2 separate regions of the Mus musculus genome follow, and region 2 is linked to region 1. Evidence: chromatin loops called from intact Hi-C (ENCODE). Cell type or tissue: gastrocnemius. All regions are shown on one strand.

The links. A loop is a pair of places that touch in the nucleus more often than their neighbours do. Peaks named below come from ENCODE experiments on the same cell type or tissue, not always from the same donor. Only the 100,000 strongest peaks of a DNase experiment are listed, where the experiment ranks them.
Region 2: it touches region 1 in a loop (1.8-fold over the local background); 2 of 42 quality-filtered maps call a loop at or near these places.

What each region holds. Positions count from the first base shown.
Region 1 is chr11:44,720,408-44,728,407 of GRCm38, reverse strand. All of the region lies in intron 6 of Ebf1 (early B cell factor 1), which reads right to left. Among named protein-coding and RNA genes, the nearest start is that of Ebf1, 110 kb to the right of the region's middle. In gastrocnemius, no CTCF peak of the experiment used is centred here; no DNase peak of the experiment used is centred here; H3K27ac peaks cover 2,425 bases.
Region 2 is chr11:44,662,775-44,670,774 of GRCm38, reverse strand. All of the region lies in intron 6 of Ebf1 (early B cell factor 1), which reads right to left. Among named protein-coding and RNA genes, the nearest start is that of Ebf1, 49 kb to the right of the region's middle. In gastrocnemius, a CTCF peak has its summit at 3,812; DNase peaks (open chromatin) are centred at 4,613 and 5,327; H3K4me3 peaks cover 1,370 bases; H3K27ac peaks cover 3,931 bases.

The sequences.
Region 1 (8,000 bases):
TTTAGGCAAAGGCAGAAAAAAACAAACTGTTCAATATTGTAGTTACTTTGGGCGATGAAGGCAAATCATTAGAATCCTGTTTAAAACCCTCTTGGAGACCCACCCTTCCCTGTAGTGCCTTCCCATCCTTCTATCCATCTACATCAAAGCTATTTTATAAGATTTCTGTGTGTTGTAAGAGCTACAATACCTCTCTTCAGTTGCCCAAGCTAACTTGAACTCAACGCTTTTGCAGAGTTTTAAAATTGAAGGCATTCACTACTTGCAAGACCTTCAGCAACACACCAACTTTCCAAACCTGTTTCCTTTTCTATTAAAAACATGAGGTGGGGTTGCATAGAGTGAGACCATTAGCCCAACCTCGTTCACCACATTAGGCTAAGAGAATAGATATGACAAGTCTTGTTAATGCAAGGCCATTTAAAGAGAAAAGTGGGACTGGGGTGGGGGGTGAGGGGCAGCCAGGGGGATTGTGCTATTTAAACCCATGAAGCTGCAGTTTCTTCCTCTAAGATTTCCTCAATATTTTCCTCCCTGAATTCTTAAATAAATTCTTGTTAGGTCAAGAAAGGTCTCCTGTTCCATAAATCGAAGGCCCTGTGTTATGGTCATACAGAGATAGGAGCCAAAGTGTTCATAATCACTTCCTCTAATAATTTTATTTTCAACAGAATTTTTTAAAAATGTGTGCCCTTTTAAAACTATTTATGAACGTGTATCTTGTGTGGTTCCTTTTAGACCCATTCTTGTTCCCTTCCTGTAGAGACATGGATGTGTTTTCCCTGACATGCTTCATGAACTCGGTCAATCACAAGTCTTTCTTAATGGAAACCACATGTCTGCCCAGAACTATGTAATTATAATGCTAGAATTCTTGGCACTGCCAGGAAAAAGGGCATCGTCAAACCAATTAAAGTTTATTTACTTACATACCATTTCTGGATCCTAACATTCTTCCTTTTTTATGTTGATGCTATATATCTCAAAAAGTATATATTTCATCAAGTTGTTATAATTGTTTTTGGTTTGTTTTTGTTGTTGATGTTCTTTTTTTTATAATAAATTTATATTTCTTGCCAATTAATTATATTCCTGGTTTTCAGTTTCTTTGTATGTAGCTAAAAAGTTTCTTTTTAAAGACATCTGGGAACAGCATCAAGAGATGCTCTGTAAATATGGCTTTACACATTTCACACCGAAATTATTCTGCCTGTCTTTTTCGCTGTTGAAATGTAATCTCATAAGATTTACCTTCACTGGGGGTATATTAAGAGCCCTGCTGTTTCCTTAGATTTATTAGGGGTTGAGTGTGACCTATAAGAAGGCTCTGCTTGGTCTCCAGCACAGATACCAAATCGATGGATTACAGAGGTGGGGGAGGGGTCTTCGAGTCTCAGTGTTTTTCAGTTGAAAATGAAAATAAAAATTTTAGTCACAGCCATGGCAGTGATAATGGGAGATGCTATGGAAAGGGGAAAACAGGAAGAAATAAGTGGAAGTAGACACCAAAGAACTGAATGACTAGCCTCTAAACCATAACTGGAAAATGGTCCCCATCACATTGGTCCTAAGTGCTCTGGGGATGCTGTAGGTTTATAATAAGGATAAAACACCTCATGATGTATAACGTTGCCCACCATGGCCTCTGTGTCTGACTCTAGCTGGTCTTGGAAACCCAAGTTGAGAACTATGATCAGAAAGAAATTAAAAGGGAACAAATGACTTTTCCCCTTAGACACCAACCAGAACCATTAGCATGTTTACACGTGTCTAACTGCAAAAATCTCAAGCAGTAATCAGAGTATGGAGAAAAAGATCACTGGGGTGCAGTTTCTAAAGAAACAAGCAGAAAAGAGAAATACAAGTGCCGACTTCCCATCACCTTCGGCACTGGGAGAAAGGATTTCAGCATCCACTTTTTGAAGTGGAAGACAGGTGAGGTGAGGCATGGCGATCATCTATGTCTCATCCTCAGACCACTCCCCATACCTTAGCCAAACGTTCTGGCAGGTAGGAAGCAGGGAGAGAACAGACAGCAGGAAGCCTCTGAAATCCACCTCAGAGCAAAGAGAACACTGTCCTGTCTTTTTACTCTGGACCAAGTTGATGAGCTTCTGACAGTTTTCCACTGAGGAAAGACAAGTGGAAACCTTGAATAATATGAACAGATAGATGTGCAAACTGAGTTTTCTACAAGCTCAGTGAGAAAGCTCACGCAAGGCACTACTTGGGTATGACATCGGGTAGCTTTGCCCAAATTCACCAACTCAGCCATCTTGAAAGTTCTAATTCACAAAGTTTAGTGTACACACACACACAGACACACACAGATACACAGACACACAGACACACAGACACACACACAGACACACACACACACACACACACACACACTGAACATGCCTTGTGATTGACTGTACGAACATAGCCACAAGGGAGTGACTCAACCTGGGAGGAGTCTCCTGACATCGATGACTTCTCTTCTACTCTATTCCTCTGCGTTCCTTTTGAGTCAAGTTCCTGGAACTCTGTGCCTACCGTTTCCTCTGACTTTAGCATCAGTGATGATGGGAGTTTGATGCCTCAGAACAAGGAAGACTAAGCTGCACCCCTGTTTCCCATCTTGCCATTTGAAGTTACCTTCCGTAGACATTAATTTCTACTTTAAAAGTCTCAAATACACCATTACATTAAGAGATCCAATAAGGGGCTGCTCAAGTCACCAAGGTGAAAAATTTATGAGTGGCTTGTTTCATTAAACAAGAACTCTTCCCTCTTGTCAGTACGGAGTAATAAAAATTCCCCAGCTCATTCGGAAAATTCAAACTACTAATGCAGAAAATTCAAGGTTGCTTTTCCCATCATGGAAAATTTCACAACTAGAAAGCATGTTCCGTGGGTTTTGTTCCAGATGAACAATCTGAGAGCAGATAGAAACTTTGAAAGGCACACATTTGGCCCATAACAATACACATCCAGTGGGCTAAGACATCCTCTGAGAGACACCAGGACCCTCTCATTAGTAACATTAGGCTTTGTCCATTAAGGCATTGTACTGGCTAGTTTTGTGTCAACTTGACACGGCTGGGGTTATCACAGAGAAAGGAGCTTCAGTTGAGGAAATGCCTCCATGAGATCCAACTCTAAGGCATTTTCTCAATTAGTGATCAAGGGGGAAAGGCCCCTTGTAGGTGGGACCATCTCTGGACTGGTAGTCTTGAGTTCTATAAGAGAGCAGGCTGAGCAAGCCAGGGGAGGCAAGCTAGTAAGGAACATCCCTCCATGGCCTCTGCATCAGCTCCTGCTTCCTGACCTGCCTGAGTTCCAGTCCTGACTTCCTTTGGTGATGAACAGCAGCATGGAAGTGTAAGCCGAATAAACCCTTTCCTCCCCAACTGCTTCTTGGTCATGATGTTTGTGCAGGAATAGAGACCCTGACTAAGACAGGCATCTCTTAGTATCTTGGCCAACTTCTAAGAACACTTTCTCTTCTGTGTCAGTGTCAGCCTCATAATTGGCGGGACTCCAGCCACACAGTGTAGGACAGTGACTTTCCCAGATCTTCTGTCTTCCACTTCTCAATATCCCCTTGCTCTTGGAGTCTTATGATGCTACCACAAGATGACTAGAACCTAAGTATTAAGGGGCATCATCTTCCTGGTGTGATACTTTATTTAATAATAATCACACTGCAGGGAAAACCTTTGGGCAAAGGATCAGCAGCTCTAAACCTGGGGGATCCCTTGAGGTGTCTGCTTCCAAATTACATAGACACACAAATACCACAGGATTCTGTGACTATCCAACTCCCAACTCCTGTCTGCAACCCTGAGACTAGGAAATTAAGCCATCTCCTGTGCACGAATCCTTTTGACACTCCACTGGGTGTTGCTAAAAAAGCCCAGAGTAGGACGTTACACTGCCAGAATCTAACATGTGTTATTCTCTGTGAGCTCTGCTATACTCCTTAACCTCACTGACTTTCTTGCCAGGAGCTGGTCGGGACTCACTGGACAGTTAAAGAAAGAACCCAGCACCCTTCTTGGCTCCAGCGAGATGCACAGTAAAGCCTTAGGCCCTATCTATTTCCTATCCCAGAGTGTTCTGTACCACCCCACCTAGAGGTTAGGGCAGCCCTGATCCGAAACTATGAGCTAAGAGTATGATCTCATTCTTCAGTCTGAAACATCAATGCAATTTTGTAGTATGATGCATGCAAGCGCACCCCCTAAATGTGTTAGTCAAACCTCCTGGATTCCAGTTGTGCGGTGATGGGGTCAAGTACTGTAACAACACCAGAACCATTTCAATTCTGCTTCTCTAAGGATATGCTCTGCTTCTGGCAGTCTGGCATCCAGCCTTGGAGAATACAAAACCCTTATAACAGATTCTGGGTCCTGAATCAAACTTTAATTTACTGGTGACCTCATGGCTTTCAGGAGTATTACACAGGACTTATTTGGAATTCACTTTTTCCTACGCCCTCTCTTTTATTGGATAAATGTGATGATCACACTGAATTCTTGGATCTTTTATCTAGAAAAGAATTTTTCTGGAAGTACTTAGTATTGTCTTAATCAGATCAAGAACTATGTCCAAGACTTTATAAATAACTTGTAAGCATATAATTTCTTAATACATCTCCTGGGTAAATTGGTGATGGTTCAGCTCCAATTTTTCTAAATTTTTATGAAATATTTCAATTAATCACATTCTATAGGTTAGCCACAAAGACTGCTCTGTGATTTGAAAGGATATGATTTCTCCCTTTAAGCCCCCAAATGGGGAGGGGATGTACTCACCGTCTCCAAATCTTCCTTCTTAAAGTGCCTAAGTACAGGCTCACCCTGGATGATGAACGTTTACTCTGTGTGTTTCTTTATGGGGCTCCAAGGATGCTAAACACATGGATGCTGCTGGAATGTGAGGCAAATCATAATGATGCCTTGAGAAAATGTTGTGCTTAGTAATAGCCAACTTGTAAAGCCTTCTGGGAACTGCACCTCTACACACTAGATATGTAGCTGTATTTCTAGTCTATAGTCAACAAATTCAAAGAACTGAAGCACTTAGGTCTGTAACTGATAAAAAGAGGCTAGTATATCATATATCTAAATATTTAGGTGCTGTAAAACAAAGCAACACACTTTCATTTTGTTGATTTTTTGTTTGTTTGTTTGTTTTGATTTTGTTTCTCTACACTAACATATATCCCTTCTCCCTTCCATTCCTTACAACTGAAAGGCCAAGTTTGATATTTTAACTCTTGGGATCTTGCATCAAGTTCACTCAAGAACTTGATGACACAGGAAGGTTAGCTCTCATTTCTTCCATTTCTAGATGAGATCTACTTTTTAAAAAATGGCACTGAAGATCAAATCCAAAGACTCCGGCATAGTCAAGCATTCTCTTACTGAGCTACATCTCTGATGCCTCCTATTCAAGTTTAAAAGGGCCTGAATAATGCATGCAAATAACTACCTCTGTGTTCACATCCCCATGTCCCTCCTCATTTATCCACAGATAGCACAAGGGTTCTCTCACAACCTGAGCTGTGTACATTAAAACATTCCCCTATAGAAAAGAGAACCAGTGGGCTCCAAGTCCTCAGCAAAGTGAATTCCTGGTCCCAATCAAGGTCTGAGTGTGATCTCCTAGAATTATCAGACCCTGAGTGGTCCTACGGACCTCTTGTCCAAACAGAAGGGAGAGACACATACGGGGACCTACTCAAGAGCACAGTCCGGGCAGATGAACTGCTCAGCTGTATCCATGGGCAGCACTAGACAAACAGACATGTTCTGAGAAAACACCAACATTCCACACAGCAAACTCAGTGTGAGATGCTCTGGCATCTCTGACTCTGTAAACAGTTTCTCATCTCCACCCTCAGACTCGCTGGTCCCCATCTACCCCTCAGTGCCTTCAGGTGCAGCTTCTGCCCTCTACACTGACTAAGCTGCTGCTTAAATCCACCCAGAAAGCCCAGTCTGCCCAATCTAGTTGGCTCTTCACGGTCAATCACTCTTTTCTGGGTCTTTCTTGATCTATTTCCCCAACTCTCCAGGTTTTCCTGATGCTACTCTTCATCCCACGCAAACGCATGCCCCAAACTGACAGACAAGTGTTGTAAGTATGGAGGGATGCTACCTGTCAATCTTCTCCAGCAGAGACCTGGTCGAGAGAAGACCAGAATGCTGCAGTGCACCCCTTCCCACACCTGGCCTCAGCCCCAGTGTGCTGGAAACCTCAAAGCACTCCTTATGCGGTTCTTCCATTCAGCAGTATCTGCTGGAGAGCCACTGCAGACCACCTACAAAGACTACATGATACTGTGTACCTGCACACACTCAGGTTGTTGTCTTCTTCCCCAGCTACCTCTTCATTCTGAAAGACTCACTTTACATGTATGCCCTCTAAGACATTTGAGGACTCGTTTTCCATCCCTTAGAAAAGCCATTGCTTTCTTCCTCGCTCCCAAAGTTTCCTTCTTACACTGTTATTCTCATAGTCTATTCCATCGTATGCTAATAAGACTTCTGTTTCCTAGGCTACAGAAATGGCTCCATGGTCAAAAGCACTGGCTGCTTTTCCAGAGGACCGGAATTCAAATCCCAGGGCCTACATGGCAGCTCACAACTGTCTGTAACTCCAGTATCAGAGGACTCAATGCCCTCTTCTAGACTCTAGGAACTGCACACAAGGTGCATATATTATATATATTTACACAGGTGCATATATTATATATATATATATTATACATATATATGTAATATATATAATATATGCACCTTGTGGTTGTTTGACTGGATATATATATATATATATATATATATATATATGCACCTTGTGTGCAGTTCCTATAGTCCAGAGGAGGGATATATATATCTAGTCAAACAACCACACACATAAAAATAAGATTTCAAAAAAAAGAGACTTCTATTTCCCATATTATGAGCTTCTTCCAACCAGTCATGTACATATTAAAGCCAACACCAAAAGCAATGCATGCTTACCCAATGAACTCAGTCCCAACTAGGTTCCTCTCAGTTGTGAACTCCTTGACAAGCTTTTCTGAAGTCCCCCAACCATCTACTTCCTAAAGCTCTATCCTTGATCCTGATTTGTTTTGCTTTATAAACTACCTGCCTTTATGTTACATATTTACTTCCTTTCCCTCCTAGGATAGAGCTCCGTGAGGGTAGGGACTTATTCTGAATTTATTCAACCCAATTTGTTGTGTGCAGTAACTCAAAGAAGGAGGCATTCCATACATAATGGCTAAGTAGATGATGAGAAAGTTGAACTTCAACTATTCCCACTTCCTTATGCTTCAATTATTGGCATATCATTTTGCCAATCCATCCATTGCTCTTGTTATCATTTACTTATGGCTTCTCTTTAAATTGTTCCTAATTCAGTTAGGGAAAAATATTTTTAAAATATAACCAGTAAATAGAAAGCAGTCTTAAAAGCAAGTACCTGATACCAATAATTAAAATCAGGGACTGGAGAGACGTCAATAGTACAGCAGTCAAGAATGCTTGCCATTCTTGCAAAGGACCCAACTTCAGCTCCCAGCGCTGTTGAGTGGCTCACAACAGTCTGTAAATCTAGCTCCAGAGAATGCATTGCCCTCTTCTGATCTCCACAGGCACTTACGTTCATGTGCACATACTCACACATAAATACTCACATACCTACACACAAATACACACATAAACATACCATTAATAATAAGGTTTTTAAAAGAAAAAGTAAGGCATCTGTGTGTCTCCTAGAATCATATCACAGGCCCACACTGGACCGTCACTGAGAGCTTAGCACTTAAGAGAAATGCTGTTGGTTTGATCAGGGCTTTGATCATGCCTAATCACAAAGTAATGCTATGCATGCTTTTCACCTAGTCTGAAAAATGTCCACAACCTGAAAAATTTAGTGCCCACACCCTAAGTATTTCTGTTCTGGAAGCTTCAAAGGCTTAACCGAAATGGCACACT
Region 2 (8,000 bases), 58 kb after region 1:
TGTCCACAGCCCCTTGCTACAGGAGCTTCTAGCATCCTCTGACAAACCTTAACTCAGATGGGGATAGCAATGAAGGAATGGCTGAGAATCTAAGGGAGGAGGCTAGACTCTGGCGGATGACGTGCACTTACAAAAGACAGAATGGACATGCCTGACAGAAGCAATGGGAACTGTGTGAGAATAAGCAACTTGGCTCTTATCCTAAGAATAATAAGAATCTGTTTGTTGTGGTTTGGATATAAAGTGGTTCTTGTCTTGAAGGCTTGGACCCCAGCTGGTGAGTGTCACCAAAATAGTGCATTTTGTTAAAGGCTGGAAACTTTGCAGGCCCAGCTGAAAAGTGGGGCACTTGGAAAGTAGATTGTTAGGAGTACCCCTTTCTCCCTCTCCCTGGTCCCCTTCCTCGGACTTTCCCCCACCTCCTCCTTCATTGTCAGAAGGTCATAGTATACTAACACATCACTGGCACACAAAATAAGAACCAAGGGACTGTAAGCTAAAACCCTGAAACCCTGAGTTAAGATAAGTCATTTCTCCCTCAAGTGGTCTTTCTTAAGTATTCAGTCAGAGCAGTGGGGCAAGAACAGCTGGTGGCAGACTTTAGTCTAGAGGACAGTGCAGTCCAATGAGAATCGGAATGGCCCTCTCTGACTAACTCTAGCCCCTGATAGGAAGAGATGATGGAAGTCCAGAAGACTGGAGATAGACGTGAGACTCAAAGGGAAGAGGGTGAAAGGGCATCTGGTGTGGCTATAGATGAGGGATAAGAGACAGTAGCTGGGATCTTCCTCAGTATTCTACCACCAAAGGGACAGAGAAAACTGTACCACAGGAAGATGACAGTGTCTGAGAAGTAGAAACGAGAGCTCATATTCAGTCAGTGAGCTCATCAACACGGATCCTTATGGACCCCATTTCATGAAAAATAATTACTCCCTACAACAGAAAACCCTGAACTGAGAGTCCTTCTGGGCCCTTACATGCTGGCCTTACGCCTTTTCCATCAGCTGCCACATATCCATGGGCCACTACTTCCTCCTCTGCAGGATACTCTTCCCAAAACCTTACCTGCATATTTCTCCCAAATCCCCCCATCAAAACCTGATTTCTGACCCTTGTTTCTTGATGAAGCATAAACATCCCACAGCTAACAGAGCCACCCAAGGTTTACCATTTCTCATAAACCTTTGTAACTCCTGGTCCTGACAGGAGCTAGGTCCCATGTTTTCTATATATTGGTCCTCAATTTCCCAAAGCAAAGTTACAACAACTCACCTAAACACACAAACACACTTAGACAAAGATGAGCAGTGTCTAGTCCTTCAGTAGCCACCTCCAGGACTCATTATACATGAGTGCACACATTCCTTGATGGGCTTGACAAGGAAGTAAGCAAAACCACTTCCACGCACACAGGGAACACTCAGTTTAAAACTAAGGGTGGGCTATTGGGCTTCAGTTGCTCTGGTCCACTTCCTCTGGATCTTCACACTCAGTTTCTGCAAGAGTCGTGTCTAGAACCTCCTCACCAGGACACACCTCTGACTTTTGTCACATCCCATCGTAAGAAGGCTCTCTTCTATGCCATGCCAACTCTGAAGGACCCCTTGGAACAGTCTGGCTCTGGTTACCCAGAGATTAACCCTCCAGCAACAGAGGGCAGGAACCAGGAGATAAGTATCTAGCTTCCTGTCCTTTGAGAACGTGATTCCGAGAGCTGTCTAGATGGTTCCGTCAGTGAGATTCTTACTGTGTAAGCGTGAGGATCTGAGTTTAATCCTCAGCACTCAAGTTAAAAAAAAATCTGTTAGGTGTGGCCGCACATGCCCAAAATCTTAGCTAGGGAGAGAGATGCCCAAGTCCCGAGTCCCGGAGGCTTGCTCTCCAAGCAATCTAGCTAAAGTGGTGAACTCCAGGTTTAATAAAAGACCTTGTCTCAAAACATAAGGTCGGGAGACATAGGGAATGATATCTGACATCAAACTCTGGCCTCCAAATGATTGAACATGTGTGTGCACATGTGTGCATATATGCACATGTACAAAATCAGATCACAACTCTGGGAGGTATGTATCACTTGACTCTGGAGGAATCTTGATGGGATCCAACACCTGCTGCCTCAATATTACCATCAATAACATCCTACACCCATTGTCTTCGCCCTCTTACTTTTCTCTTATCTTTCCTTACTCTTCTCCACTCACCTCATGGTTTTGTTCCCACAGAGATTGCCACCATCTCAGTCCCTACAGAAAGGCTACTTTGGTGAAACTTCAAACTAACATAGACTTGTGCTACTGGAACCAGCCATTTCAGGATCCAAAAAGCACTGTTCTAAAGAACTCCCACCAAAAACATCTGGAAGGCTCTCTGGGTGAGGGGCAGGGCCATTCTGTTCTGCAAGAGCAGGGCACTTCTGTTCAGCAAGAACATCTGGGGAATGCTGCAGCAAGAGGCATGTAAGCACTCACTACACCCCTTCTAAATGAAATCCAGGTAAAAATCCCACCTCTTCACAAGGAGTAAAATGGAGCTGATGTATGCGGCTTTCCAACTTCTTCATTTTCCCATACCTTCCCCTTGCAGACTTTCCACATTGATTTGGCCCCTGTCCTCATTCACAACTCACTCTACTAGATCACGTCTATCGATGTGTTCAGCGCTACTTAAAACTTCCTAAGACTGGCCTCAGAACAGAAAAGAAAACGAAATATCCTGACTTAACATTAAACATGCTCTGTCATCCATTAGCATGACAAAGTCTATTTTATTTAGACATTGCCATTAATAATGAAGTGATGTATGATTTCCTCTCCTGCCGCTCTTCCTTCCTTGCACAATCAATTATACATTTAAGAAAATACTTAGTGGATAGAAGACCTCTAATTAAGCGGCACTTGAGGGAGCCTGTGAGATCCTCAAAACTGACAAAAAAAATATCTTTCAGATGCACAGGGAGATATCGCTCAGAGGAGGGCAAAAGCCAATCAAGGTGTTTATGTTGTGATCAGAAAAACATACCTCTGCGTCCTGGCAAATAAGCGGAAACACCAAGTCTTTAGCCCAATAAAGACTCCAGAGTGAATGAAACATTGAGCGAATTGTGGATGCTTTCTTCCCTTGACTCCAGCCAAAATGCCAGAACAAAGCTGAAATCAGATATTAGAAACTCAAGCCCCAAAATGCCATCCCTTAGACAAAACAACCTTCTCTGTCAAAAAAAAAAAAAAAAAAGCAAGAAAGCCAAAAAGAAAGAAGGAAAGAGACAAAGAAGGAAGGAAGGAAGGAAGGAAGGAAGGAAGGAAGGAAGGAAGGAAGGAAGGAAGAGAGAAAGAAAGGGGGAGGGAGGGAGGGAAGGAAGGAAGAAAGGGAGAGGGGGAGGGAGGGAGGGAGGGAGGGAGGGAGGGAGGGAGGGAGGGAGGAAGGGAGGAAGGGAGGAAGGGAGGAAGGAAGGAAGGAAGGAAGGAAGGAAGGAAGGAAGGAAGGAAGGAAGGAAGAGAAAAAGAGAAAAGGGAAATCAGAAAGAAAAGAAGATTTAAGGTAGTTGGTTCTGGAGAACTCTGGAAATTGTCCAAAGTTAAGAATTGAACAGAAATAGCTAGCAGAAGATTTCCCAGAAGGCAAAATGAGGCTGGTTTTTCTCACTCAAACCACTAAATATTGCATCCTGTTGTTAGGAGGGAGGCTTATCTGGGGTAATCGCCAATATGATTTGACATCCTGGCTGTCCTGAAAAACTTTCTCCCATACAGCCCAGCAGATTTCCCCAGTTTGCCATGTCCTGATGCGTTCTCTTTCTCTCCCTCTAGAGGCAGAATGTGAAGCAATAAATAAGGCTTAATATCTAGGCATTAAAAATAAAGCCAGGGGTGAAGGCGCTGTGACAGGAACAGAAAACAGGCCTGGGAAGAAAGCCCATACTTTGTCAAGAAAGCGGATGCAGGAGAAAAGGGAGAGGTGGTGGGGGTTACATAAAAATATTCTCTCACCCTTCAGAGTCTGCAAGCTCCCTTCCACCCTGCTCCTATCTTCTCTCTCTCTTCCAATCTCTTCTCTCTCTTTCCCTCCCTCTCTCCTTCCCTCCCTCTCTCCCTTCCTCTCATCCCTCCCTTCCACTCCTCTCTCTTGCTCTCTCCATTGCTCTGACTCTACAAATCTCTGTGGATTTGTATCTGTCTCTCTTTTCTCCTTTAGGTCTCCCCCATCCCATCCCACCCCTCCCTCCATCTATTCCTCCATGCCCCTCTCTCTGTCCCTTCCCCTGTCTCTTGCCTGGGATTTGGATAGGAACTGATCCCTCAACAAAAGGAACCAACGAGTCTCTAGAAGTAGCCCTGCACATGGTGTGGACACATTGTGACCCTGTCAGTAGAGGCAGCAAATGTCCCCTGACAGTGTGGCCCTCAGATGCCCTCTCTTTTCCCTCTCTTCTCTTGGCCTAATGAGCCTCAATTACAGCCAAAGGCGTCTGGACAGTGCCAGGCTAAGAGAGGCCTCTCACAAGGAGCCAGGGGCATCATTTTAACAGGTGTGTGTGTGTGTGTGTGTGTGTGTGTGTGTGTGTGTGTTCACTTCTAACTAGTGACATCTTCCGGCTGTTGGGTTTGGCCCTGGGTTAGGGGTCAGGATCCCTTCTTCCTTGCTGGGGCCCAGAAACCTTGCAAGGAAAGTCAGCAGGTCCCACAGGTCCCGAGAGGGCACAGGGGCCAGGGCTGGCTTGTCTGTGCCCTTTTTAATACCACATTCTAGCAAAAAGAAAATTCTGAGCTCTGACTTTAGAGCCTTTGACACATAATTGGTAGCCAATTTTCCTAAGTGGTGAGTCAATTTTCTGCTTGTGAAATGTAACTTTACCCTGGTGAACACCGGGCCCCAGGGTTTTCAATGTGGCTTAACAGCAATTATATGAATGTTAGGAAGGGGGGGAAGTGTTAAAGTCTCTGCATTTGCATTTGTACGTGTTTTTACCTCTTAAAGGCATAGGAGATATCTCCTAACCAACTCACCCACGGAAAAACCCACCCAGAGACAGGCTCAGGATATCCTGGGAAAGAAAACCACACTACAAAGGGTACCTTTTTTTTTTTCCTGCAAATATTCCAACCAGTAGTGAGATGTAATTGGTTGGGGGTGGCATTTAGGAGGTCAGTCATAGCATGGGTTCCTAGCTCCCCTCCAGCTGTTTTCTTTGCGTGCGCCCTAACCTCTATTACTCTGCCCATCCCCACCTCTAAACAAATACCCGGTGGCGCTGGGCCCCTCCCCTTTGCAGGCTAGTCCCCCACCCCCAGGCTGCTCGGCTCAGCTCCACATTTGCTGTGCGACTCCGCTTTCACTGGCGACAAACTGGAGCCGGGGCCTTTCCGTTCAGGAGGAACTCGCTACGTGTCGCTAACAACAGCACAAACACCGACTGCCCGGCTCTGGGCTCCGCTGCCCACAGCGCACTCGGCACCAAAGAGCCTCAACTGTAAGAAGTAATTCATGAGGTCCCACAAAGCCACTACTGAGAGTCATGGAGCAGGGGGGTGAGAAAAGGGGTGTTCCTGCTCCTGGGGCCTCCATCCCTGCAGATCTGAGCTGCAGTAGTTACATTCACAGCCCAACACAAGCAGTTTGTCCATGTTCGGTTTATCTCATGTTTTGTTTTGTTTTGTTTTGTTTCCTCTATGGAGACAAACCATCTCTATCTTCCATTAATCGTGCTTTTACATTTCCATCCAATTTATTAATAGGATGCTCTCACAGATATAGTTTACATATTTGTTGATTACGTGGACTTAGTTTTTACGTTCATTTAGTTTTGGACACTTTCACACATGTATCTAACAGAGTCTGCTCACAGAAGTCCCTCTGCTCTGGCTAACCCACCCACCATTCTCTTCTTCGAAATAAATCCCCATTCAACTTACATGTCTTTTTGTTTTGTAACCCACCATGTATAACTTTGCCCACCCTCAACCTTAGTCCTAAAATGCACTCTTTGGCTTTATCCAAAATACAAAAGTCATGCCACAATCATGTATTTCCACAGATGTGAACGACACCTACCCACACTGGCTCAAGCTATACTTGCCCATAAAAAGACAGAGCACTGCTGTGAACTTTTTTGGGAAACTTGCTACATTTGTTTCAAAAGACACATGTATTGTAACAAAATAAAAATACTGGGGAGAGACTGACTTTAGAAGCATATATGAGGAATAGGTTTTTTTTGTTTTGTTTTGTTTTGTTTTGTTTTTTTTAAGAACTAGGCTAGGAAACAGAGTAAAGTAACAAGAGTAAATTATATTTAGAGGTCACTAAACGGGAAGAAATACATAAGAAAAACTTTCCCCAAAATAAGAGAGACAGCATGCCAATACAGGCATTTCAGCACGTGTCCTAATTTTGGAGAGGAGGATAAATAAAAGAGTTAAATGTAGAAAAGAAACCGACTGTGGGACTCCTAATTCTGAAAGATAGAGAAAAACAGCCAATGTGCAAACACACCTGTGAAACTTGGTAACAGAGCCTGTGTTAAAGGCAGGATTGCCCCATCAAATGAGTCTCCCAGAGACTCAGTCTGCAGCTCCTGGGTTCAGTGTTTAGTAAAGGGCTTCCCTAAATCCCAGCCACAATGAGATGTCCTTGTAAACACCTTTATACTTCTCCCTAACTCTCCAGTGGATTTCTGCAAGCTCCTACCTCTGTCAACTATGCCTGGCTGGAATTACTATCGAAACACATCCTTCTCCCTAGGAGTTTAAGGGGACAAGCCTTCAGGAGAAGCCTGAGGGAGGGATAATTGTTTGGGGGGCACAAGAGGGGAAGTTAGCTATCTCCTCAGTGGTTCCTGAGACCCTGCTAAGAAGGCTGCTTACCTCTGACAGCAGCCCCGGGCAGGTTTAGGAACCCGGGTTTCATGTTCCTGCCCTTAGCTTTGTGTCTATGATGGCTGGCACATCTCTTTTTGTGGTTGTAATTTAAATGAGACAACCCACTGCACAGCTGTCTCAGTCAAATTATGCAGGGCCATGTGGCCTTTCTTCAATCTTTAAAAAGTCTAGGGCACCTCTGACCATGTTTGAGGGAAGCCCAGGGGAGCAATGACCAACAAAAAGGAATAGCAATTACGCCAGCAAAGGGTGGAAATTTGCCTAAATGAATGTATTCTAGGCAGCACTCAGAAAATGGAAATGTTAGTTTTTATAGCGAGACAGAAGAGTGTCGTGATCAAGATCCTGATCTTTGGGGCTGGACACAGCAGGGTTGGCTTTCTGGCTCCCCTATCTAACAGCAGCGCTGAACCTGAACATGTTATTTAACCTCCTGGAGCTAGGGTTGCCTTCCTTATAAAACAGAGAAAGGGAACACTTCGTGAGTAGGGCTGCAAGGTTTAAATGAGAGTACGTGTAGCAGACATGTAGCTTAAGAAGTGCTGGCTATTACATTATCGTTACCACCACCAATAATTAGCACAATAGCACAAGGGTGTATAACTGTGAATGCCAGTCACCACCCAAGACAGTCCACCCATAACCCGGGAAAAGACTAAGTAAGTTAACACAGTCTACATCGGCCCCTCGTTTATAGGCCACAGAACTGCATGTTCTCTCTGCTCTCTCTCCCACCCCTCTTTTCCTTCCTTCAACCCCCTCTATCACACACATACACATAGATGTGTGTCTCTACATGTCTGCCACAGAAATATAGAACTACAAGCGGAATGGCCTGTATGCAAACATGCTGGCCCTTAACAAAGCAATACAAATATAGACACAAAATAAGGAAGGAATCCCCAAGTGGTAATAAGGTCATTGCATAGCAAAAAAATAAACTTCTTAAGGTATGGAAAGAAAAATCTATTGTCTGTCCCTTTTAAAATCCGAGGCTAAATCACAATCAGATGGCAAAAGCCGAGGATCCCACCTTGGGGCACTTCCTTGGGATAAATGGCCAGTTCGTGTCCACTGGAAGAGGTTGTTGGCCAAAGCACCATAGGGCTGCTGCTGGCTGCT